Regions from separate parts of the Mus musculus genome. Here regions 2 and 3 are each linked to region 1. Evidence: chromatin loops called from intact Hi-C (ENCODE). Cell type or tissue: left cerebral cortex. All regions are shown on one strand.

Evidence for each region. Hi-C counts contacts between places; a loop is a spot of excess contacts. Peaks named below come from ENCODE experiments on the same cell type or tissue, not always from the same donor. Only the 100,000 strongest peaks of a DNase experiment are listed, where the experiment ranks them.
Region 2: a loop joins it to region 1, with 5 times the contacts of the local background. A loop is called at or near these places in 7 of 42 quality-filtered maps.
Region 3: a loop joins it to region 1, with 12 times the contacts of the local background. A loop is called at or near these places in 5 of 42 quality-filtered maps.

The regions. Positions count from the first base shown.
Region 1 is chrX:152,922,700-152,930,699 of GRCm38, forward strand. No RefSeq gene overlaps it. Among named protein-coding and RNA genes, the nearest start is that of Usp51, 80 kb to the right of the region's middle. In left cerebral cortex, a CTCF peak has its summit at 4,490; a DNase peak (open chromatin) is centred at 4,493.
Region 2 is chrX:153,136,192-153,144,191 of GRCm38, forward strand. It overlaps Rragb (Ras-related GTP binding B), which reads left to right and starts at 3,767. Exons shown (of 11, transcript NM_001004154.2): 1 at 3,767-4,384; 2 at 5,173-5,206; 3 at 7,785-7,884. The coding sequence starts at 4,293. In left cerebral cortex, CTCF peaks have their summits at 4,167 and 6,751; DNase peaks (open chromatin) are centred at 3,697 and 4,102; H3K4me3 peaks cover 1,872 bases; H3K27ac peaks cover 688 bases.
Region 3 is chrX:153,002,400-153,010,399 of GRCm38, forward strand. It overlaps Usp51 (ubiquitin specific protease 51), which reads left to right and starts at 4,070. Exons shown (of 2, transcript NM_001137547.1): 1 at 4,070-4,145; 2 at 4,890-7,062. The coding sequence starts at 5,013. The coding sequence ends at 6,998. In left cerebral cortex, a CTCF peak has its summit at 4,352; DNase peaks (open chromatin) are centred at 4,334, 4,969 and 6,788; H3K4me3 peaks cover 1,533 bases; H3K27ac peaks cover 285 bases.

The sequences.
Region 1 (8,000 bases):
ATTACTACAATACAATTACTTGAACCAAAATCAAGGAAGTAAAAAGGCACGTGTAACACAACTAAAAGACAGTCCAACTCCATGAAAGTACTCTCCTTGTAGAGTAATTCAATGTATTTCTCTAGCAATGAATTGGGACCATGCACAAAGCATTCTGTACGAAAAAAAGGTTGTATCTCAGTTACCACGTGTTCACACTGCCTAGCACCTTTGCAAATCCAGTCAGCCAGAATGAAAATGGGTGTTCTGGTTAGTTTCGGTTACAAACTGGAGTCATCTTCTGTTGAGGAATTGCCTCTTTCAGACTGACCTATTGGCAAATTTGTGTTTCATTTTCTTGATTGCTGTTTAATATGGCAGAATCCAATATACAATGGGCAGTGCCACCACTGGGCAGATGGTTTGGGGGGTTGTGTAAAAATGCAGGCTGAGCAAACAATGCAGAACAAACAGCAAGCAGTATTCTTCTATGTTCTTTTTTTTTTTCTTTTTTTTCTTCTATGTTCTTAGCCTCAGCCTGCTTCTGGGTTCCTGTTCTGACTTCCCTGTATGATGGGTTGTTACCTGTGAGTCATTAAACACCACCACTACAACAACAACAAGATTTCACCCCCCCCAAGTTGCTTTTGATCAATATTTTATCACAACAGAAGCTAAATTAGAGGAATTTAGCATAAACTGCCATAAGTTAAACCACTTATATACACTTTTATAACATGCCTTTTAAATAACTAGCTTGATTCCTTTTCCATTATGAGGATGGCCTTCTTTGAGTCATCTCATAGATATACAGGATTCCAAAGTTTCAGTATATCACTAGTTGCACACTTTCTTTTTGGAGGTTCTAGCAGGGGAGCGCAGCTACTCGTATACCCTTGACCGAAGACCGGTCCTCCTCTATTCGGGGAAGGTCGTCCTCTTCGACCGAGCGCGCAGCTTCGGGGGGGGGGGGGGGAGCGGTGAGGGAGGAAGGGGACACCCGCCTAGCCAGCCAGATCAGCCGAATCAACCCTGGCGATCAATGGGGTGACAGATGTCGCAGCCAGATCACCCTCACATCCGCACACTTTCTTTTTGATGCATGATTGCATTGTTTGCAAATTTAAGCCATTAAAATTGAGGACCGTATGATCACTATTACATGTACAATAGTATCTACCCCAGCTCATTTAGAATGATATAAGGGTAAGTCGAACAATGTTGACCCTTTCTGATGAAGGATGATTGAATAAACGATGGTGGTGGTAAACAATATCATCTGAGACCCTGTGAGTCATTTGTGTCAGCTTAGCAGGTGTTGGGATTTAGCTCACTACTCTAATGATGCCATGTGAGCCCTATAACACATGAGTCAGAGAGCTCAGACCTCAAGAGGAAAAGGAACAACAGAAAACAGCAGAAGCAATGCTGTCAGCTGGCCATCCCAGGGATGGCCTCACCTGGTGCTAGGCCCATGTCTCCCACCACAGCCTTCCAGCATCTCTTGTCTGGAAGGCAACTCTGCTGGGTCTCATTTAACCCCATCCCCTCTTCTCCATTTTGACCAATTTCTACTCTTGAAACAAACCTTTCCCAAGACATCAGCAGCTCTCCACCCATGAACATACCCGGAAGGTAGGGAGTATAATTACTTCAGCTGTGCAGGTGAAGAGATTAAAGCCAACAGACAGCAGGTTCTAGGCCTGCAGCTACACCTTGGGTCAGTAGGCAGCTGGTGGAGTCTTTTACCTTAAAGCCTATAGCTTCAATTCTCACAAGCCACCGGGGCTTTTTTATTTGTTGTTTTGTTTTTTGTTTTTTGTTTTTGTTTTTTGTTTTTGTTTTTGTTTTCATTTTTCTGCTGCCTCCTCTAATGAGTCCTTCTGTCCTGTGGCTATTAGCCTATGAAAACACCAACAAAACCTTCAGCTAACCACAGTGACCAGGTGCTTCTTGTAGAGACAAAGCTAGATGCTGACAAACATGTGAGACTATTTTCATCCTTACATGGAAGAGAGAGAGAGCAGGATGTAGGGCAAAGTTATAAGCTCTCTGAGTCTGCGCCACAGTTATGTGATTCCGCCAGCAAGGCTGCACTGCCTTAAGGTTTCACAACGCCCCACCTGCGGACCGTGTATTCAAATACATGATCCTGGAGGAGGAATTTCTCATTCACCTTCTAAATGAGAATGCAATGTCTGTTCTGTGTTGTTGTGTTTTAAAAGTAGGTAACTTGGTTTTAATTTTATGTGAACTCAAATTTAAGAGATTGCCTTTAGTAATACATAAAACTTGGAGTTTTAATCTCTCTCTCTCTCTCTCTCTCTCTCTCTCTCTCTCTCTCTGTGTGTGTGTGTGTGTGTGTCCGTGTCCTTAAGTGTATGTGGTGCACCATATGTATGCAGGAGACTGTGAAACTCAGATGGCATCAGACTCCTTGGAACTAGAGTTAGCAGATGGTTTTCAGTTTCCATGTAGGTAATGGGCCTTGAACCTATGTCTTCTACAAGACCAGTAAGCACTCTTAACTGCTGAGCCATCCCTCCATCTCAGATCCTGGAATTTTAGTGTTAGAATTGTTAGACTTCTGTGGCTCTTGAAGTTTGACTGCATGTATTCTGCATTAGATTTGTGACAAGGAGTGAGGGGTTACTGTAAAGTGATGTCTTTGGATATCATGTAGGCAAAGGGTGGAGATGAGGTGGTTAATATTGTCAACTTGACAAGATATAGTAGAATCACCCAAGAGAAAAACTCCTGGCAACATGGAGGATTCTATAGACTAGGCTAGTTGATGTGGGAAGATTCTCATTCTGCTCCTGCTTCCCAGATGTAAGCAACAATATTCCATGGGCTGGGGTTATGTATTGAATAAACAGGAGAAAGTGACATGAACACAATATTCATGTCCTTCTACTGCCTGACTATGGGTACAGTGTGACCTCTTGTCACTGTGCTTTCTCCACCATGATGGACTTTGCTCTCAGACTGTGAACCAAAATAAACCCTTCATTCCCTAAAATAGTTTTACCCTTACTTACTCTTGGGGGTGGTAGTGGAAGGGGCAGCTTGTCACAGTGCATATGTGGAGGTCAGAGGATAATTTGCAGGGTTTAGTTACTTCCTTCCATTGTAGGATTCAGGGATTGAACTCGGGTCATGAGGCTTGGTGGCAAGCACTTCTACTTGCTTTTCAAGTATTTCACCCCTCTCTTTCACTTTACATTTATCTATTTGTTTTGTGCAGGGCAGGAGCCAGGGTCATATGTGTTATGGTCAGGGACAAATCATGGGACTTGGTTCCCTCCTTTCAGGACGTGGGTTCCAGGAAGAGCACTCAGGTCATCAGTCTGGGCAGTCAATTCTGCTTTCTAGCCCTTATGTTGCTTTTTCCATAGTGATGAGAATAGTCATTAATGCAATCAGGAATCCTATTTTGGGTATGTAGCTAGATAAAGAAAAACCAAACCAAGATTTTGTAATGTCTTCATTCTTGTGTTCATTGAAGTAATAATAATTAAGATTTGAAAGCAACGTAAGTGTCCAGGGCGAGATCTATGGATAAATAAAATAAAATATATAGCCATACACATGTGGCTATGCATTCCTATGTAGAGGAGGAAAATTGAGCTATAAAAAAAAAAGACATTCTTCAGTATGTGAAATCTTGGACGCAGCTGCATGATAGAGCCTAAGTGAAATCAGCCGGATATAGTAAAACAAATCCTATACTGATATTGTTTACACATGAATCGACAGCAATCTAATTCCTAGAGGAAGAGCAGAGGATGGTAGTGTCCAGAAGCTTGTAGATGAAGAAACATTGGCCAAAGCTTCATTTATAAGAGGAAAAGGTTCTGGAGATGTAATGTAGCAGAATGTAATATAGTGAGCACGAAGTTACTACTATTTTGTGTCATAGTTCTAAAAGTCTCAGAGAGTACATTGGAACTGTTCTCACTACTAAAAGATGAGGAAGTGAGTTGATGACTATGCTCTTTATCTTGCTTTTAGAAACAGTTAGGTTGTATATACATATATCACAAGCTCATACAGCATACATTAAGTAGACGTGCTTCTTAGTTGTTGATTAAAACTGAAAAGTATGTGATGTTCAAAGAGGAGAATCTTTTATGTGGTTGAAATATACCCTCCAGGTGATACTGCAACATCAGGAGTCATCTTTTTTTTTCTTACAAAAAGCAATCCCTGCACACCATTTGTATTAGACACAAGTCACTGTTGTTATATTTATAGCATTTGTTTCTTCTCTTAGGCATCTGCTTGTTTTATTTTTGTGCAATTAATGCAGAGGTAATCTTGAACCCACTCTATTATAAAACAGCACACCCCATAGCCAACAAAATGTGTGTGTGTGTGTGTGTGTGTGTGTGTGTGTGTGTGTGTAAACTGCATCAGAAGACCCATTTTCAACTCAGCCTCTTTCCATCTTTTGGAAAGACCTTTGATGTTTCTATGGGTTGTCAGTTCCCACAGTGGCCACTGGAGAGCGATACTGCACTTCAGATGCCACCTCCTGCCACATAATCTGAAAAACTCCTTTCTCTTCCAGTTCATGGCTTTAACTCCTTTTTAGAGATCTGACAAATGAAATGAAACATATGTATTGAATATATGTAAGAAAAGGAAATATAATAATGGCACCAGTCCTGCTCCGAGATCCCCATGTTTATCCCTGGTCGTGGTATGGACCAGTCTCTCAAGACTCTTGTGATGCTCCTCCCCAGTTCTGATATATGATTCATGTATTTGATTGTGCTAATCACAAGACACATTGCTATTAGTTTGTAAATTAAATGAACATACCTCTCTGATTTTCCAAGGTATTCACGCTCATCTCATGTATTTGAATTCTTACCAATAAATGCATGCAAACTAACAGTTTCCTAATAATCTTTCTCCTTCAAGAAGTATATTTAAAGTAATGAAGATGTAAAGAATAGGCATCAATATACCAAGGAAATGAACTGCCAAACCAAGCCGGTGTAACATTTCCTGTTCCTGATAAAGAAGATTTAAAGTCAAAATTTAAAAAGAAGACGGCAACTGCATATTAGTAAAAAGAACAATACTTCACAGTGATATAAAAATTCTAAACAAGTACTAACTGAAATTTATTATATCAAATTCCAGAAAACTAACATAGTCAGACATAAAAGCACATGCTAACCAAAACACAATAATTGTGAATGCGTTAAATACCTTATTCCCACCAATAGGCACATCGTTTAAACAAAATTCCAATAGACATCAGAATTAAATGACACTATAGATCAAATGATTCCACAGGTGGTTCATCCAGTAGCTACAGGTTATACATTCTTCACAGGAGCCCATAGAAATTTCTCTAATGCACACAAAGTGACTCAACAAATACAAGAAAACTGCAGTATTTTCTAGCATTCAATCTGATCCCAATGGAATGAGTGTGGAAATCAATCACAAAAGAAACTACAAAAGCCACAATCTCATGGATATTGAACAATACATTACTGAATAATCAATAGATCACTGAATAAATCTACAGAAAACTTAAGAAATTCCTAGAAAAAGATATAAAGGCACAGCATACCATAACCTGTGGGAAGCAACGGAGATAGTCCTAAGTCAGGTATGGAAGTGCAAGCCTGTCATCCCAGAACATAGCAGGTGGAGGCACATAGATAGGGAGTTCATGGCAGCCTCTTCTATGTATTGTGTTTGAAGTAATCCATCCTCCAAGACACTTTGTCTAAAAAAAAAGTGGAGGGTTCTAAGAGGGAAATTTGTAGCTATAAATGCTTATAAATGAGAACATCAGAGATATCTCAAATATATAACAATACATTTACAATACAAATACATAACAAATTAATACAAATACATAACAAATAAGCTATAAATTATAAATGAGATCATCAGCGATAACTCAAATTCATAAATTCACAATGTGGCTCAAGGTCTTAGAAAACATGGGTAAGCACAACCTAACATTAGTAGACAAAAGGAAGTAGTAAGACTTGGGGTGAAATTAATGAAATGGGAATGCAAACAGTAATCAGAAAAACCAAACCAATATTTCTTTCATCACTGAAAGAAATCAGGACTGGAACTCAAGCAGGTCAGGGCACAGGAGCTGACGCAGAGGCCATGGAGTGATGTTCTTTACTGGCTTATTTCCCCTGGCTTGCTCAGCCTCCTCTCTTATAGAACCAAGGCTACCAGCCCAGAGATGGTCCCACCCACAAGGGGCCTTTCCCCCTTGATCACTAATTGAGAAAATGCCTTACAGTTGGATCTCATGGAGGTATTTCCTCAACTGAAACTCCTCTCTCTGTGATAACTCCAGCTGTGTCAAGTTGACACAAAACTAGCCAGTACAATTGACCCCTTGTCAACTTGACACACAAACACATCACTAGTAAGCCTCAACCCTTACATTCTTATTCATCCCCAAGGTCTAAATAACTTTAAAAGTCCCACAGTCTTTACATATTCTTAAAATTTCAATCTCTCTTAAAATCCAAAGTCTTTACAATTAAAAGTCTCTGAACTGTGGGCTTCACTAAAAACCTCCTTCAGGAGGGAAAAATATCAGGACACAGTCACAATCAAAAGCTAAAGTCAATCTCCAACCATCCAATGTCTGGGATCCAACTCACGAACTTCTGGGCTCCTCCAAGGGCTTGGGTCACTTCTCCAGCCATGCCCTTTGTAGCACACACATCATCCTCTAGGCTCCAGATGCCTGTACCCCACTGCTGCTGCTGCTCTTGGTGGTCATCTCATGGTACTGGCATCTCCAAAACACTGCATGATCCCTTCAGTCCTGGGCCATCAATTGCAACTGAGGCTGCACCTTCACCAATGGCCTTCCATAGCCTCTCACAGTGCCGAGCCTCAGCTGTTCTGTGTGACCCCTTCATGCCTCCAAAACCAGTACCACCTGGGTGACCCTCACACATTACCAAGTCCCACTGCAGCAGGAGTACAACCTTGGCTATCTCTGGAACACAGCCTCTTTGTGCTTTCAGAAAACACTTCCCAGAAGATGTCACCTCAATGATGCTGGTCTCTTCTTAGTCACTGCTAATTTCTTAGCTCCAGCTAACCAGCATCAATAGTCCCAGTAATGCAAAGGTTTTGCTTTAGTAGTTCTGGTATCTTGTTAATCACACCTGATTCTTCAGCCCCAACTAACCAGAACCACAGAATAATCATACTCCAAAATAGAATAGCACTGAAAAGAGTCATTATTTTCCCTCTGAAATTTCACAAGCCAGGCCTCCATCTTCTGCACTGTTTTCAACATTATCTTCCAAGCTCCTACACAACATCTGACAGAGCTCTTAACACCTAATGGATCTTCTAGTATAAAGTTCCGAAGTCCTTCCACAGTCCTCCCCAAAACATGGTCAGGTTGTCACAGGAATACCCCACTCTGCTGGTACCAATTTGTCTTAGTCAGGGTTTCTATTCCTGCACAAACATCATGACCAAGAAGCAAGTTGGGGAGGAAAGGGCTTATTCAGCTTACACTTTCATATTGCTGTTCATCACTGAAAGAAGTCAGGACTGGAACTCAAGCAGGTCAGGGCACAGGAGCTGATGCAGAGGCCATGGAGTGATGTTCTTTACTGGCTTGCTTCCCCTGGCTTGCTCAGCCTGCTCTCTTATAGAACCCAAGACTACCAGCCCAGAGATGGTCCCACCCACAAAGGGTCTTTCCCCCTTGATCACTAATTGACAAAATGCCTTACAGTTGGATCTCATGGAGGCATTTCCTCAACTGAAACTTCTCTCTCTGTGATAACTTCAGCTGTGTCAAGTTGACACAAAACTAGCTAGTACAGGAACATTATACTAAATGAGGAAAAGCAGAAAGCATTAACTCTAAAATCAGGACTGAGACAAGGTGTCCTTTCTCTCACTCCTCTTATGGACTACGTGCTTAAAGATTTAGAAAAATATAAAAAAAGAGAAAAAATATAAGAAATAAAAGTATCCTTATTTACAGATAA
Region 2 (8,000 bases), 210 kb after region 1:
ATACATACAAAGAAAAAAGAAAAAAATAAGAAGGATTTACCCATTTTGTCCCGGTTATTCAGTTTATTGTCCTTAAATTGCTCATAGAAATCTCATATAAGCCTTTGAATTTCTGCAGGTGGCAGGTGTAATTGTTCCTGTTTTCTTCACAATTTGAGAGTTTGGGGCGGGAGGGGGATTTTTTTTTAATTAGCCTAGCTAAAGGATTGCCACTTCTATTTATCTTTTAAAAGCTATTCAGGTTGAGCTTTGTATTGGTTTTTCTTATCTCTATTTCAACACTTTGCTCTGATCTTTACTGGATGGGAATATCTCTGTAACTTTGGACTTTATTTTTTATTTTTAGTTACTTGAGAAGTTCTGCTTTGTTAATTTGAACATTTTCTTTTTTAACTTAGGCATTTTTGCTATAAACATCATTTTACTTTCCTCTTGTAATTTCCTCTTTGTTCACTGGATATCCATGAGTATATTGCTTAATTTTCACATGTTTGTGGATTTTACAACTTTACTTCTGTTACTTATTTCTAGTGTTATAGCATAGTGATCAGAAAAGAAACTTAATAACAATTATAATCTTTAAATTTCTTCTATTTTTGTGATATAATATAATAGTCTGGAGCATTTTCCAAGTGGAATTGAGAAAATGTCTATTGTGCTCTTTTGTGGAATACTCTAGATATGTCTATCAAGTCCATTCAGTAGAAAGTGTATTTTAAATCTTACTGAGTTTGTCTAGATGTTTGTTTATTTGTTTTGTAAAGTGTGGTATTGAAATTCCATGCTATAACATATTAGAGTTTTTCACTTTACAGCCAGAATATTTGTTTTATATACCTGGGAAATATTATATTGGATACATATGAACTTACAACTGTTATATATTCTTGAGGAGTTGATGCCTCTATTTATGATATAATGGCTCTTTTGTCTCAGACTTCAAGTCTAGTTTATCAGATACTAGTATAGACATTATTCTGTTTGAATGGAACTTCACATTTTAAAATATCATTTATTAAGTACCATTTATAGATAAGCCACTATATGGGGCAATTTTCTTTCATGGTCTAGTTCAATCCTTAAAACATCTGAGAAAGTTGTTATTAAAAAGATTTTATACTAGAGGAAAATGAGGTTCAGAGAATTCTAATAATTTGTTTAAGGCCTGCTGTTTTATCAAGATCTCAGTATTCAGAATAGCTTCTACTACTTAAACTTAAATATGAAATTGAGTTCAAACATCTGTATTAGTTCCTTTCCTACTACTCTGATATAATACAGTGACCAAGACATCTTGGAGCAGGAAGAGATTATTTGGGTAATGGGTCCAGAGACATAAGACTCCATCACAGCAGGGAAGCATTGCAGCAAGCAGCAGGCATGACAGCTGAATCGGGATGCTGAGAGCTCACATCTTGAAACACAAAAATGAAGCAGAGAGAACAATGGAATGGTGCAGGTTTTTAAACTCTTCAAAAGCTGCCTTCAGTGGCATATTTCCTTCAATAAGGCCACACCTCTTAAACTTCTCCAAACAGCACCTTCAATTGGGGGAATAAATGCACACATGAGCCTTTGGGGAACATTGTTGTTCAAAGCATCACACTATTTCACTAAAATCAAACTCAATTTAACTTTTGTCCCACTTCTTCTGTCTTTAAGAAAACCCAACTCTATGAAGTGTTTATATTTTTCCTTACTCACAGGAGCATCCACTGAACATGTGAAGATGAGTGTTTATAAATTTCTTGACTCCTTATCCTTGTTTCCTACTTAAACTTCAAAAGCCCTGGAAGAAGATTCAGAGGTCATACCTAGCCTGTCTTATAATCATCTCCACTAAGGTTGTTGATTACATTTAGAGCAAAAAACACACCCCCAAACCAATCCATGCATGTGTGCCATACCATCTTACTATTTCCAACCTTAATTGTTCTTTCAGTACCGAACAGAAATCCTTGCGGCATGCTTCTTTATGCTGTTCTTTTGCTTATCTTTCAAATGGTTAACATCTCGGCCAATTTCCCAAAATGATCTTGCTTTTCCAACACTGATAATAGAATACAATAGCTGGGATAGTTTCCCATATACACCACCTATCATCAACTTCTAGAGACTGCTTTGTGTCCATGCCTACTCTTGTCTCCTACTCATGTCTCCATAGAATTTTTGTCTTCTATCCAGAAGGAATGTTGCTAGCTGTGCTCTAGCTTCCTCTCCTTCTCCTCTCCAGAAATTTTGTAGCAATTGTTTCCTCTCTTTTCATTGGCTTTACTTCCTAAAAATGTCTAGGCATGCTCATTCTCAAAATACACTCATGTGTTGTGGATATTAAAGAACTATCATACATTTTCTCCTTTCTGTTATTAATCAGAAATTCCTTAACACATTTGTTCTTATCTTTATAAAAAAAACAGTACTCAGTGAATATCGAGTATATACACACATTCTGGTCTGTGAACCTAGTGTATAGGAGAACATTTTTCAAAAGTAAGTGCTTGTCCTTATAGCGTTTAAATAGAAATCCTATACTCAGAGATCAAATAAACAAGATTATTGCCATGTCAGTAAGTATTATACTCTACACAAAGAACTACAGGCAACCAAGGAATGCCCAGAGCAGGAGAAATAATTTTCCCTAGGGAAGAATACACTGTCTGGTTCTTCAATACCAACTGCTCAGCCCTGAAAACATATATATGAGATTATTATACAGACTGAGCGGGTTATATTAGGAATATATATGTATATACATATATGTGCATATAACAACAACCAATGAAAAACGAAGCCATGACTTTGAAAGAGCAAGGAGAGTTGTTTATATGACAAGGTTTGGAGGGAAAAAAGGGAAAAAAGAAATGTGTCTACAGTATAATCTCAACAACAAAAGAAAAACTACAAAGGAATATTATGAATTAAAAAGCATACAACAGAAAATAACTACTGCAGGTTCAAAAGACTGTTGTACTCTAATAGAGTATGGGTTGGGAAGACCTCTGGAGGACATTACCTATAAGCTGAGAAAGTTGAGGCCATTACAAACTGTGAATGGCAAATTCAGTCTTTCAAGGGAGCATCAACCTATGCCACTCTTTTTCCCAGCCTGTAACCTTGGTGTCACATTTAAAAGAGTTCCAAGCCTAAGAAGCTCTTAGGTCATTGAGGTTGGAACTTGCTGCGTTGAGATTTGAGAGCTGGTTGACAAATCACTTCTTCTCCACATAAAACTCTGTATGTAGCAAGTATCTCATGATGATCATCAGAAACTTTAAAATTATGTTTGCAACTTTTAAAAGTTAAGTGGCGGACGTGTTAAACCCTCCGTGTGGTTCTGGTCCTGGCAATAACAACTTATTGAGAGTTTTCTATGGGAAAGACAGTTTAAAACACTTTAGATGGATTGCTTTTTTAATTACTTGAACTGTCATAAGGATTAACGGGAAGAAAAGTTACCAAAATGCAAAAATGCACAGGGCCCTAATCATAGGGAGTAGTGAAAACGGCTAGCTGGCAGGTGCTGAAATTGCAACCTTCTCCTTTAACTCTGAGCAGCGAGTGGGCGGGGCCGCGTCCATCAGTGTCTAGGTGCCCGCAGGCCGCCCTAAGGGCCAATGGCGCGGAAATGAGAGCCCGGGCCACGTGATGGCGGGTGGCACTCTGGCTTTCCTAAAGCAGTCTCTATGGTATTCTTCCAAGCAAACCCAGGGCCCCCCCAAAAGGGTAGCGGCACGTGACAGGCCCTGGGACTACGGCAGGTTCCCACGTGATCCTGGCCTGCAGTAGCGTGGTTGCGGTGAGGTTCTTGCGCTCCTGAAGGGCGGGCGCGGAAGTAAGAGCATCCTCAGGCGGACCGTGACTGGCAGCGAGGTCGGGAGGAGCCACCAGGCAGTGACCGCTTTGCTTCTGCAGCTCCGCTCCGCTCATTCCGTTATCTCAGCCTTTGCAGTCTGTACAGAAGCTGACCAAGTTACCTTTGGGTCTTGAGACCTTGGCGAGTGAGGCCCAAACTCGGGACCAACTCCTCATCCACCTTGCCCTCCCTCTCCTCCATCTCTTCCTTTGCACGCACCGAATCGAATCGCTTGCTCCTTTGGGCTGGCCTGCTCGGCTGTGCCTGGAGACTAAGTTCGGGTCGGTAAAGGTAACTGTGGGAAAAGCGGCCCCCCAGTGGACAAAGGCGGAGGCAGGGATAGATCAGGCCCCGCGGGCCCTGGGTGCTGAGCGTAGGCAGGTGAGCCAGAAGAACGGTACTGCGGATTTAGAAGGCACTGTGAAGGACTTGTTGCACGATGGAAGAATCTGACTCCGAGAAAAAGACAGAGAAAGAGAATGTGGGCCCAAAAGTGGAGCCTCCTCTAGGGGAGCCGGAAGGATCGCTTGGGTGGGTAAAGGGGATTATGTTGCACCTGGGAGGGAGGGCATGCTAATTGTAAAGAGTATTGTGAGATGCAACAACCTCTAACCTGCAGTGATGAATTGCTTTAATTTACCAATATGGTTGATTGATATCATGCCCTTGATGACGGAAAACAGAATAGAAACACCCTTTGCCTGGATGTGGGATTCCTGGTTTATGCGTAGTCTTCTAATTGAGACAGTTCTGAGTTGTTTTCTGTTTTCTATAAAGGTTATTTGATGTTATCACCTTGTTGATGATAAAAAAGGAAAGGACAGACATTTGCTGACCAATGACGTATAGTGCGATATGCCTATTTGAGAACTGCGTTATATGTACTTTGTGCCTTTAATGAATGAAATACAGCTTGGAAGGACGATTGAAGGTCCAAAGATGCTTCTAGATTTGAAAAATACGGAGATGAATTTAAAAAAAATAGTATTCAGATTATGACAATATTGTTTGATTTATAAAAGTACCCAGAGTGTTGCTTCAGCTTTATGACAAAATATCAAATCTTGAATTTAAATGGTTTCTATTCCTAAATATGCCATCCTAGGAAGCGTCTCCCGAGCTGATGAAGGAAACAGGGAGCATAAACCCAGCTTTATAATTTAGGAAAATGAAGACTTCTGAAAAGAGGTCTCATCCATACTTAGCTGCTTTAAAGAATATTCGTCTGCATCTTTCAGTTTACTTGTGTGTCCCCCCCCCCACCCCCCGCCCCCGGCAATTAGATCACGAAAACACCATCTTTTGGTTTATATCTACAGGTGGGCAATGCCAAATGCAGCCATGAAGAAAAAGGTAAGATGTGTTAGCTACATCAGTAACATGAAGAAAAAGGTAAGAAGCTGCAGTTCAGGGAATCTGGCTTTTTCTGGATTGTGGCAAGAATCTATGGGGTCTTTGAGACACTCATCCCCTTATTTACTGTCAGATTTACTTTGTCTAAAATTAATCTCATGGAGTCAAGCCAGATACAAATATTACACAGCCCTCTGTGTGTGCACTGATTCTTTAACCCAAATCAAATGTTACGTGCAATTTTTTTTTCTAGCTGGAATTGGATGTTCTTTGCTTTGCTTTGCACTTTTATTGGGACTTAGACAATATCCCTAAGACTGTAGCTCAGGAGCAATATTTCTTGACCTTTTTGGGATTTAGTATCACTTGTGAAGTACTGGTAATAACCTTCATAGGGATATTAGGAAGTTTACATGAATAAACTCCCTGTACACCACAAACATAATTATCCTCACCATGTAAGGTTAAAAAAGCTCCCATATTTTTAGCCTGACTTTATCTAAAATTTAATTCTGGGCCTCAAGTTTGCTAGGAGGATTTTTTTTTTTTGATGAATGTCTGAAGTTGCTGTCAACAAGGATGCCTAAAAAAATGCCAGAAATTTCTACATAATTAGGAGGGGAAAAGTAGAAGCTTAAGGAACTGTGAAAAGAGAAAGGGGGCGAACTGCCATTTGCTTTAATGGTTCTGCAATGCACATGCGTTGAAGGATCAGCCTTTACCTTCAGAAATAGATACAGTTATTGCTTAATTAATGTTTAGTTAATCTAGTTAATTGTTTAGTTAATTTGTTTTGCAAAGGGCAAGGAAAATGTTCATATAAATTTTAGACTAAATAAACAATTAAATTTTCTTAGGTAAACCTGGATATCTAAATTGTTGAATTGAGCCAATGCATATCCAGTATGTTTTCACTAAAGCTTCTTATATTTGTAATCAGACATTTTGATATGTTAGGATTGGAGGTAGAATCTGTGTCTCTTTCATTTGAAAAGGAAAGTTAACAGAACTGTATCTCATAAACACTGTGCTTAGAAAGGACTGTGAAAGTCATTTAACTCTGACTCCTTGTAGTGCAAGATAATTTGGCTTTAACAGGTGTTTTTTCTTGTGTCAAATCCTTACACAAGAAAGACATCTGTAAAGTCTTGCTCTCTACCAGATAGTTGTCCTTGCCTTTTTTCCTCTAATGGCTTGTTCATTTCTTTATTTTTTATTTTTTATTTTTATTTTTATTTTGGTTTTTTCGAGACAAGGTTTCTCTGTATAGCCCTGGCTGTCCTGGAACTCACTCTGTAGACCAGGCTGGCCTCGAACGCAGAAATCTGCCTTCCTCTGCCTCCCAAGTGTTGGGATTAAAGGCGTGTGGCACCATTCTTTTGATGAGTGCATTTCAAGCTTTTGTTCCCTGTTAGGCACTGGAGATAAGAAAGTACACAAAGGATACAAAGACTCTCCCTCTGTCCTTCAAATGTTTCCAGTCTTGTGAGAGAGTTGTTGAAAGGAAGGACTACAGAGCTTTATGGTCTGCAATGATATAGTAGTACCACTGAGGGGCAGGCATGATACCTCTCAGCCTAAACCAATGCTTCTCAACCTTCCTAATGCTGTGACCCTTCCTCATGTTGTGGTGACTCCCCAACCACAACATTATTTTCGTTGCTACTTCATAACTGCAATTTTCTACTGTGACAAATCATAATATAAATATCTGTGTTTTTTGATGATCTGAAGTGACCCTTGTGAAAGGGTTTTTTGACTCCCGAAAGGGGTTGCAACCAACAGGTTGAGGAATGCTGGCCTAAGGCATTTAGGTCAAAGAAACTTTATGGGGATTTACTGGGGATTGAACCCAGGTTTCACTTATATTAGGTAAGTGCCCTAGTACTGAGCTACTGAGCTACATCCCCAGCTCCAGAGAAAATTCCCGTGATGATTGTTGAACCAAGTGTTGATGGATAAGTTGAGACTTAGTAGAAAGAAGAATAAAGGATGGTAGAGAATATAGGATGAATCCAGACACAGAGTCAGGGCTCCCTAAATGGCTGGAAGCAAAGAGACTGTAAACCATTCAGTTAAATATGAATGGATGCTAAAAGTTTGAGGCTAGGAGAATCAAAAGGTAAAGACAGAAGTAGATAAGCTTAATCAAGAGTGGTTCTTATGTGTAATTTAAAGAGGCAGAAACCTGAAATAAAAATTATAGAAATATGCAGAAGGGATGAAATCATGGGCTGAAGTGGAAAACAGCCTGACCTTGAACAGAGCAGTAGGAAGAACTTTTTAGTTATACTATATGAAATCTGCTTGTTGGAGATACACACACACACACACACACACACACACACACACACACTTACCACGCTTGTATTGCTAAGTGATGTGTAACTCATAGCAGGTAATTGCTTGACTTTTGAGATGTCCTCAACGATTGGCTGAGGAATGGCTTAATTACGGATATCCATACTGGTCATTGGTACTTGCACATCTGTAAAATGCCAGCTATAGAAGAGGAATGGCTCCCTTTACACTAGATTTGCTCCAGCTTTGCTAACGTTTTCCCTTACTTTGTCCTTAGGTCCTGTTGATGGGTAAAAGTGGATCTGGTAAGACCAGCATGAGGTCTATTATCTTTGCAAATTATATTGCCAGAGACACACGTCGTCTTGGTGCAACAAGTAAGATGTTTCATCCTATTGTAAAGTGAGGTGACTTGGCTGTTAATAATCTGCATAACACACTTGATTGCAGCAGCTTGAGAATGCACAGGTTGATGAATTTGCTTTGGAGCATG
Region 3 (8,000 bases), 80 kb after region 1:
TAATGGGTACATGGAGTTCACTGATTGCAGTGTAGCACACTTTCTGCTTTCATGTGCTTGAAAATTTCCATAAGAATATACTGAAAATTTGAAAACAAAACCTTGGATTTGTGAAGGGCACACTGGGGGCAGAATTTGAGACAGGGAAACAGGAAAACTGCCCTGTCTGGGGAACAAGGGCCAGTGAAAATATTACCCAAACTCAAGTCTCTAGGCCTTCTTCCAGTCATGGATGTCAGCAGATACCAGAAACTATCCTCAAAAGCTGAGAATCCATAATCATGGAAGGAAACGAATGTCTTCCTCAGTTTTAATCAAGTGGTTTTTATGTAATGGGCTCCGTGCTTTTGATGTCCCTGTTGACACATAGGGAAATTATATATTGAATACACACACACACACACACACACACACACGTACTGGCACAACATTGGTAACTTGATTAGCTGTGATTTTACCCTCTCCCTCTGTTTCTTTCTCTCAATCTCTCTTTCTTTTCCATGAACAGGCTCTTGACCTCCCAGGGGCATATGCACATGCACACAAACTCAGGCTGAAGGAGATAAACATATGTACAAACACACACACACACACACACACACACACACACAGAGAGAGAGAGAGAGAGAGAGAGAGAGAGAGAGAGAGAGAGAGAGAGAGAGAGAGAGAGAAACAGAGACAGAGAGGCAGAGACAGATACACATAGAGAGAGAGAGTGGGGTGGTAAAATTTATTAACTTATGAGTTTGACAGAAAATCAAGCAAGATGGACAGATTCTCAAGTCAGAAGGAAGGTACCCCTATTCACCGAACTCTAGACCTCCAACTCAGGGACACAGCATCCTGATTTCTATCACCACTTCCAGCTACTCCACTGGAATCCAAGGCAGCAAAAGCTGCAAGGACTTTGTATCAGGTGCACTAAGGGGGGATGGTGGTCATTAATCTGCCTCCCCACACCCTGCCATGAGACACCATGGTCCCACTCAAACCAGAGACCTCTGAGTGATCCTGGATTTGTCACACTGAACCAATACTCAATGTTGTTCCTCTCTTCCACTGCTCTGTGGCAACAGCAGTTTGCATTGCTGGATTAGAAGATTACAAAGAGAGTATGTGGTCACTGGCCATGATCTGAATCTCTAAGGCCTAGGATCGCCTGCCAGCTATAGTGGTGTTTCCCAGAACATCCCACCCCTGCAATATCCATCAATTCAATTGAATCACACCAACACTCTCCCCCTAGGTTTAGGTCAGGTCATTCATCTTGGAAGGTAACAATTGTCCTTGCCCTGAAGACTTTAATGAACCCAAGAACACAGGAAGCGAATGATTGCCAGGTATGACCCCACACACCTATCACCCTTGTGCCTGGAGAGAGAAGCAGGAGGCTTGTGAGCTCAAGGGCAGCTTGGGCCACACAGGATGCCTGCCATCTGTTCCAAGAAAGAAAAGAGAAAGGGTGCTAGATCCTTTGTCTTTAAATAAATATGACTCTTCTCACCCATGAGCACAGTGTAACGACTGGGCAGATGTCAAAGGGTCGGTCCACTTGCATTCATTCGGCCAGGCTCCATCACAGAGCATAGAGAGATCTGACCCAGCTAGCCGGGTGTCCACCTTGTACTCTTGGTACTGATATAAAGTGTTTGATTTGCTTACCTGGGATTCTGGGACCCTCAGACTGAAAGGTCATGGCCATTTCCTGTTTCCCTCACACCATGCAGGCACCAGCTTTGTTTTGTTGGGATATGGCGCTATGTGGTGGCAGCCATTGTTGTCTTCCGCAGAAATGATGTTGCCACGTCAGCCTGACTGTGCCATGATGTTTTAAAGTGCGGACACGAGGGATGTCTTTAACACTTGGAAGCACTGAAGATTAAAGCACACATGGGGCTGATAGGAAGTCATGTTTCTGATCTGTGGCTCCTCAAGTGGTTGCTCATCTCTGCAGACATCACGGGGGCCCTACTCTCTACCTCTCTTCTTTCATGTTATGTGGACAATGCCATCACATATTCATATAGCAAAAATAACTCACGTCTTCAAATCATACAGCTTCAGACCTTAAGGAGAGAAAATCACCCCATGTGAACCAGCCAAGTGACACACAATCATCTCCACTCCTGTAGCAAGAGCATGAATCTAGTTGTCCCACCTTTCACTTTAAAAGTCCAAAGACCCAGAAGCTTATAAAATCCCTTTCTCTTAGAAAGGCTGAACTCACACATCATATCATACAATATAATGTCTGCCGTTTTAAAGTGTGATGGACATTTCCCCCTTGTGGACAGCAGAGAGTAAGGATTAATCAATGCAAGGTTCTTGTCTGACAGAGCTGGCCACAGCCACAGAAAGTCATGGCATTTCTGAAGTCCTGGCTACCAGTGTCTGCACATCTACACCATGTTGGTCTTTGAAGCAAAATTGTTCCCACACACATCCCCCTTAATGGAGAGGATGTTAATTTGCTGGAGTCTCCAATGAGTGATGCAAGGAATCAGTCAAAGTGGCCTGGATAAGAGCAGTGTGCAAGCAAAGGTTAATGCTGAGAGAGACTTCACTCTGTTTTAACACTCTCTCTCTCTCTCTCTCTCTCTCTCTCTGTCTCTGTCTCTCTGTCTCTCTCTCCCTCCTACTCACACACAGGAGAAAGAGTAAGACAGAGGCAGAGCCAAAGAAACAGAGAGAAAGAGATGCAGAGAGGCAGAGAGATGGAGGACTATAGGTCCTGAAAGCAGCCTACTGCTGAAATGTCGTCATTTTGTATGTTTTATTATTCTACAAGTTTGGTTTGATCACTCCAAATTACAGTTAGACAGTTACATTATTTAAATTTTTGACCATCTTCCTGCTTCCCTTGTTTGAGTCACTGCTGTTTTAGAATGTGTCTGTGATATGTCAATCTGAAGCCTCTGTTTGTAATGTTCACATTCCTTGGATACAGACAAAAAGTCTGGGAAGTGGGTGGAATGTGTCCCTTTGGGCTCCCCATTCATACTACTGAACCATGGTTTTTAGTTATTCAACTTGGGATTGATCATACTGTTCCCATAATAAGTGTCAGGCCAGCTGTGGCTGCTATCTTCTCTTTGGGTTGGTTTCCTGAATGCATTGAGATAACTCTAGGAGTGGAGACCCAGGTTGGAATAGGGAAGTGTGATAGATTTCAGTAGGAAGAATTTTTTAACTGATTCTGAAACAATGTGGCAAATATTTAGATATATATTTTCCTGATTCCAGTCTTTTTTATTTGCATACTTCTCCCACAATTTTTGTGCCACTGTATGTGGGTATATGTGGAGAGAACTTGATAAAATATTTCTGAGTTCTGGAAAGATCTCTGTGAGGCCGATCACCCTCTTCCGGGTTTACACATTCACCCATAGCATTGTTCTTAAGTGTGCTGACGCCCTGCAATGTGCTACTTAGTGATTTTAACCTGAACACCCAATACTAGGGTTACTAATATAAGGGGTGACCAAAAGTATATGTTGCCACTCTGTGTAAACATCTTAGGATCTTTCACCTTTGACCGATGAGCTCTAAGTGTTTACAGTTTATCCCTGTAGGAACAGCATGTTGCTGGGCTGAGGTCTATTTTATCCTGAATCATATGCGTATTTTTCCTCTCCCCAACACTCAGAAATAATAACCTCTCCACTTTACTCTTGAGATTTTAATTTTAAAGCTTCCGGAAGGAACACTGTAGAATTTGCCATCTTAGTGAATCCCTAACCCTACCTTGGTTAGTTTTGTTGTTGTTGTTTCAGGGTTTTTTTTTTCCCCCGTTCTTTCTATTTTTTTTCTTTTTTTTCTTTCTTTTTTTTTTTTCTTTTTAAGAGTGCCATAACCAGATGAAGCCTGAGCCTTCCCAAGATCTTTTACTAAAATCTGTGGCTGTTGTTACCTCTGGTAGAATCCCTTTCAGAAGGGGTTTTTCTGCCTAGGGGGACAGCGGTACTATTCATCCCTGCTGGAGGCCTGATTCCGGGGCTGGGGGCCCATACGTGGAGAGGGGAGGGGCCAGGGGGCGGCCCCCTTGTGACCAGCCCCGAAGAGAGGTCATAGAGAAGACTGGCAGAGGAGCGCCTGGACAGCAGCAGCAGCTGACTTTCTAGATGAAGCGCGCCTTGGGGCCCCAGGTAACAAACCCAGACCTTTTTACAAATCCGCGGGCTTGGGGAGCTGCGGTGGTTGCGGGGAGGGAGCATGCACTTTGGGGGTCGCGTACTGTGGATGGGGGTGGTCACGCGTGAAGGGAGTCTGAATTCTGGGGGAAACCCTAGGAAATGAGAGGACAGGAGCAAGAAACGGGGTGTGAGGGCACAGGCACGAAAGAGCAAGAGAGGGCGCTCGAGCGTGGCACACAGCAAGCGCGCTTAGGAGTAGAGGCTGGAAGCATAGGTAAGAAAGGAGGCAGGGGACACTTTCGTCCACTGAGTCAGTTTTTTTTCAAAGATAACCTCCTTTCAGCCATATTTAACATACATTGTTGACTCGAGGGGTTTAAAGATGCAAGGAAAGAACGTAGAAAAAGGTGCGCCAAAGCGAGGCTGCACAGAGCGCCGAAAAGACAGCGGGTTATGCCTTTTTAAAAGAGTTGCCATCCTTTTCACCCTAAAGCTCAGGACAGTCCCCTTCCCCCCTCCTTCCCCGGTACCAGCAGTTCTGGCGGCCTTTGGAGCAGGTAGCCGCGGGCTCGGGCTCGGCACGCCACGCGAGCCCCCGGTGCAGGGGCGGAGCCGCGGCCGCGCGCGGGGCTCGCGGCAGGGGGAGGGGCTGAGGCTAACGGCACCGCGGCCATGACGCCGGGCTGGCCGTCCACACGAGTTCCTGTCTCCCTCCACCCATAGTCATAGCTCATTCCCAGACGCGTTTCTTCCCAGGCTTGGGAGTGAGCCGATGGCCCACGTTCGAGAAGCGTCCCGGTCCTCCCGCTCTGTCGCCTGTTGGAGTTCGGGAGGTGGTCGAGGAGCCTGTCTGGAGCAGGCAGCTGAGAGTGCATCGAGATGCGGGGTACACAGGGAGCCCAGGAGATGAAGCCGGAGCTGTGGCCGGAGCCCAAGCCCACGTCGGAGAACTTAACAAGTAGGGGCAGTGGCAGCTATGAGAAGGTGCTCCCTTCTATCCCGGCTGCTTGTCACACCAGCTCCAGCTCGGTTTGCCCGCGCCGCAAGCCCCGCCCTCGGCCCCAGCCCAGGTCCCGCTCCAGGGGAGGGCGTGGGCTCAAGGCCCCACCCCCGCCTCCCGCCAAACCTCCGCCTCCCCCGCCAGCGCCGCCACCTCCACCCCTGCCCAAGCAGCGGTCGGTGGCCTGGCGCAATTCCAGACGTAGATCCAGGCCTGGACCCAGACCCCAAACACGGAAAAGCTACTCTAGTGACCATGGCTCCTCTAGGGATTCAGATGGCTCAGAGAACAGTTTACTGGAGGTAGGGTCTAATAAGGGTCCCACAGGCTGCTGTCATGTAGAGAGCTTTAAAGTAGCTAAAAACTGGCAGAGAAACCTGCGGATGATCTATCAGCGTTTCATTTGGAGTGGAACCCCGGAGACTAGGAAACGTAAGGCAAAGTCATGCATCTGTCAAATATGTAGTACTCACAAGAACAGACTCCACTCTTGTCTGTCCTGTGTATTTTTTGGATGCTTTACTGACAAACATATTCACATTCATGCCGAAACAACGCAACACAATTTAGCAGTAGACCTCTGTCATGGGGTTATATATTGCTTTATGTGTAGGGATTATGTATATGACAAAGATATAGAAAAGATCGCCAAAGAAACAAAAGAAAAAATTCTGGGACTGTTATCATCCCCTACAGGAGATGCATCTTATCAGCAGTTGATGGCATCTGAGGTGGAAGAAAACCAATTAACCTGCGAGTCAAAAGATCAGGAGACCAGTTTGGTAAAACCCAAGAAAAAGAGGAGGAAAAAGACAATGTATTATACTGTAGGCTTCAGAGGATTAATTAATCTTGGTAATACTTGCTTTATGAATTGTATTGTCCAAGTACTTACTCACATTCCGCTACTGAAAGAGTTCTTCCTTTCAAATAAGCACAAATGTATGATGACAAGCCCCAGCTTGTGTTTAGTCTGCGAGATGTCTTTACTTTTTCAAGCTATGTACTCGGGGAACCAAAGTCCTCATATTCCCTATAAATTACTACACCTGATATGGATCCATGCAGAGCATCTAGCAGGCTACAGACAACAGGATGCTCAGGAGTTTCTTATTGCCATATTGGATGTGTTGCATAGACACAGCAGAGATGATGGTATCGACCAGGAAGGTAACTCCAACTGCTGTAATTGCATCATAGATCACATCTTTACAGGTAGTCTGCAGTCAGATTTAACATGTCAAGTTTGTCATGGTGTCTCTACTACCATAGACCCATGCTGGGACATTAGCTTGGATTTGCCTGGGCCTTATACTCCAGGGAGGGCTAGTAGTAGCACATCGAGTAGGGATGGCCAGAAGCCACGAGTCATCTCACTTACAGATTGCCTGAAGTGGTTTACAAGGCCCGAAGACCTGGGTAGCAGTGCCAAAATCAAATGCAGTCAATGCCAAAGCTACCAGGAATCTACCAAACAGCTCACAATGAAGAAATTACCGATTGTGGCCTGCTTTCACCTGAAAAGATTTGAACATTTAGGCAAACAGAGACGAAAGATTAATAGTTTTATCTCGTTTCCTTTGGAGCTGGACATGACCCCGTTCTTGGCTTCTACTAAAGAAAGCATAATGAAAGGCCAGCCATTAACAGAGTGTGTACCCAGTGAGAATAAGTATTCTTTGTTTGCAGTAATTAACCACCATGGAACTTTGGAAAGTGGCCATTACACCAGTTTTGTCCGACAGGAAAAAGACCAGTGGTTCAGCTGTGATGATGCTGTAGTCACCAAGGCTACAATGGAAGAATTACTCAATAGTGAAGGGTATCTACTGTTCTATCATAGGCAAGATATAGAGAAAGAATAATCTCATCCAGAATGATTTCCAGACCAAAAAAAATTTAAAAAGTGAAAAAGAAGAGAAAACAAAAAAGAAAAAGACAAAGAGACAACACAAGCCTACCAGGATGGACAATTGTAATGCCATTACAACAACAAGCACCTCTTAAAAGAAACACAAAAATCTACCTGGAGTGGACAATGACCATATATGACAAGTGGCACTTTGGCATAAAGGAACTATTTTACCCTGTCCCATAAGTCTATGGGAGGAAGACATTGAATTTTCAATCGGTGACCATTAGCCTTAAGAACTGGGGGGGGGGGGGGGGTTCAGAGGGAGGAGAGGTTGAAAAGGTCACATAAAGCAAATTAAATGAAGTCTCAACATGTAGGAGGATCTTCTCAAATTACATTTTATTTCTTTAAAGATATTGTGTTAAGTGGGGGGGTATATTTTAAGAATGGGGTTTTTCATTGATTGTAGTTATAGTTTTGAGTGTACAGAGTAGTCTGGAGAAAACCAAATATTTTAAACAAAAAACTTTAAAGCTTTAAAAGAAAACAATTAAGAAACACTTTTGAAGGTTTTAAGAGAACATTTTAAATGTTAAAAATTTAAGTTAAGTATTTTAGAAGAAATATTTTTAAATGTTTTTAATTTAAAATTATTCCAAATTGTTAGTATGTAAAAATAGAGTATGGAAATAGAGTATTCTAAAAATTTTCTAAAATTTTGCAAGTTAAGATGAAACATGAACATTTCTAAGGTGGTTAGTGAAAAAAAAACCACTAACTTAAAATCAGTAAGGGAAAATTTTAGAAAGTGAAAACATTTGGATTCTAAATATTTAAAGCATAAAATATATGCATTGGAAAGACCAAAATTTACAAAAATTATACCTATAATAATATAAAAAGTAAAATTTCAAGGTATATAGAACAAAATGAAATTTTAAGTTAAATTCAGGAAAGGAGATTTAAAAGAAGAAAGTTTAGAACTATTCAAGGGAACAGGTAATTAGTTTTA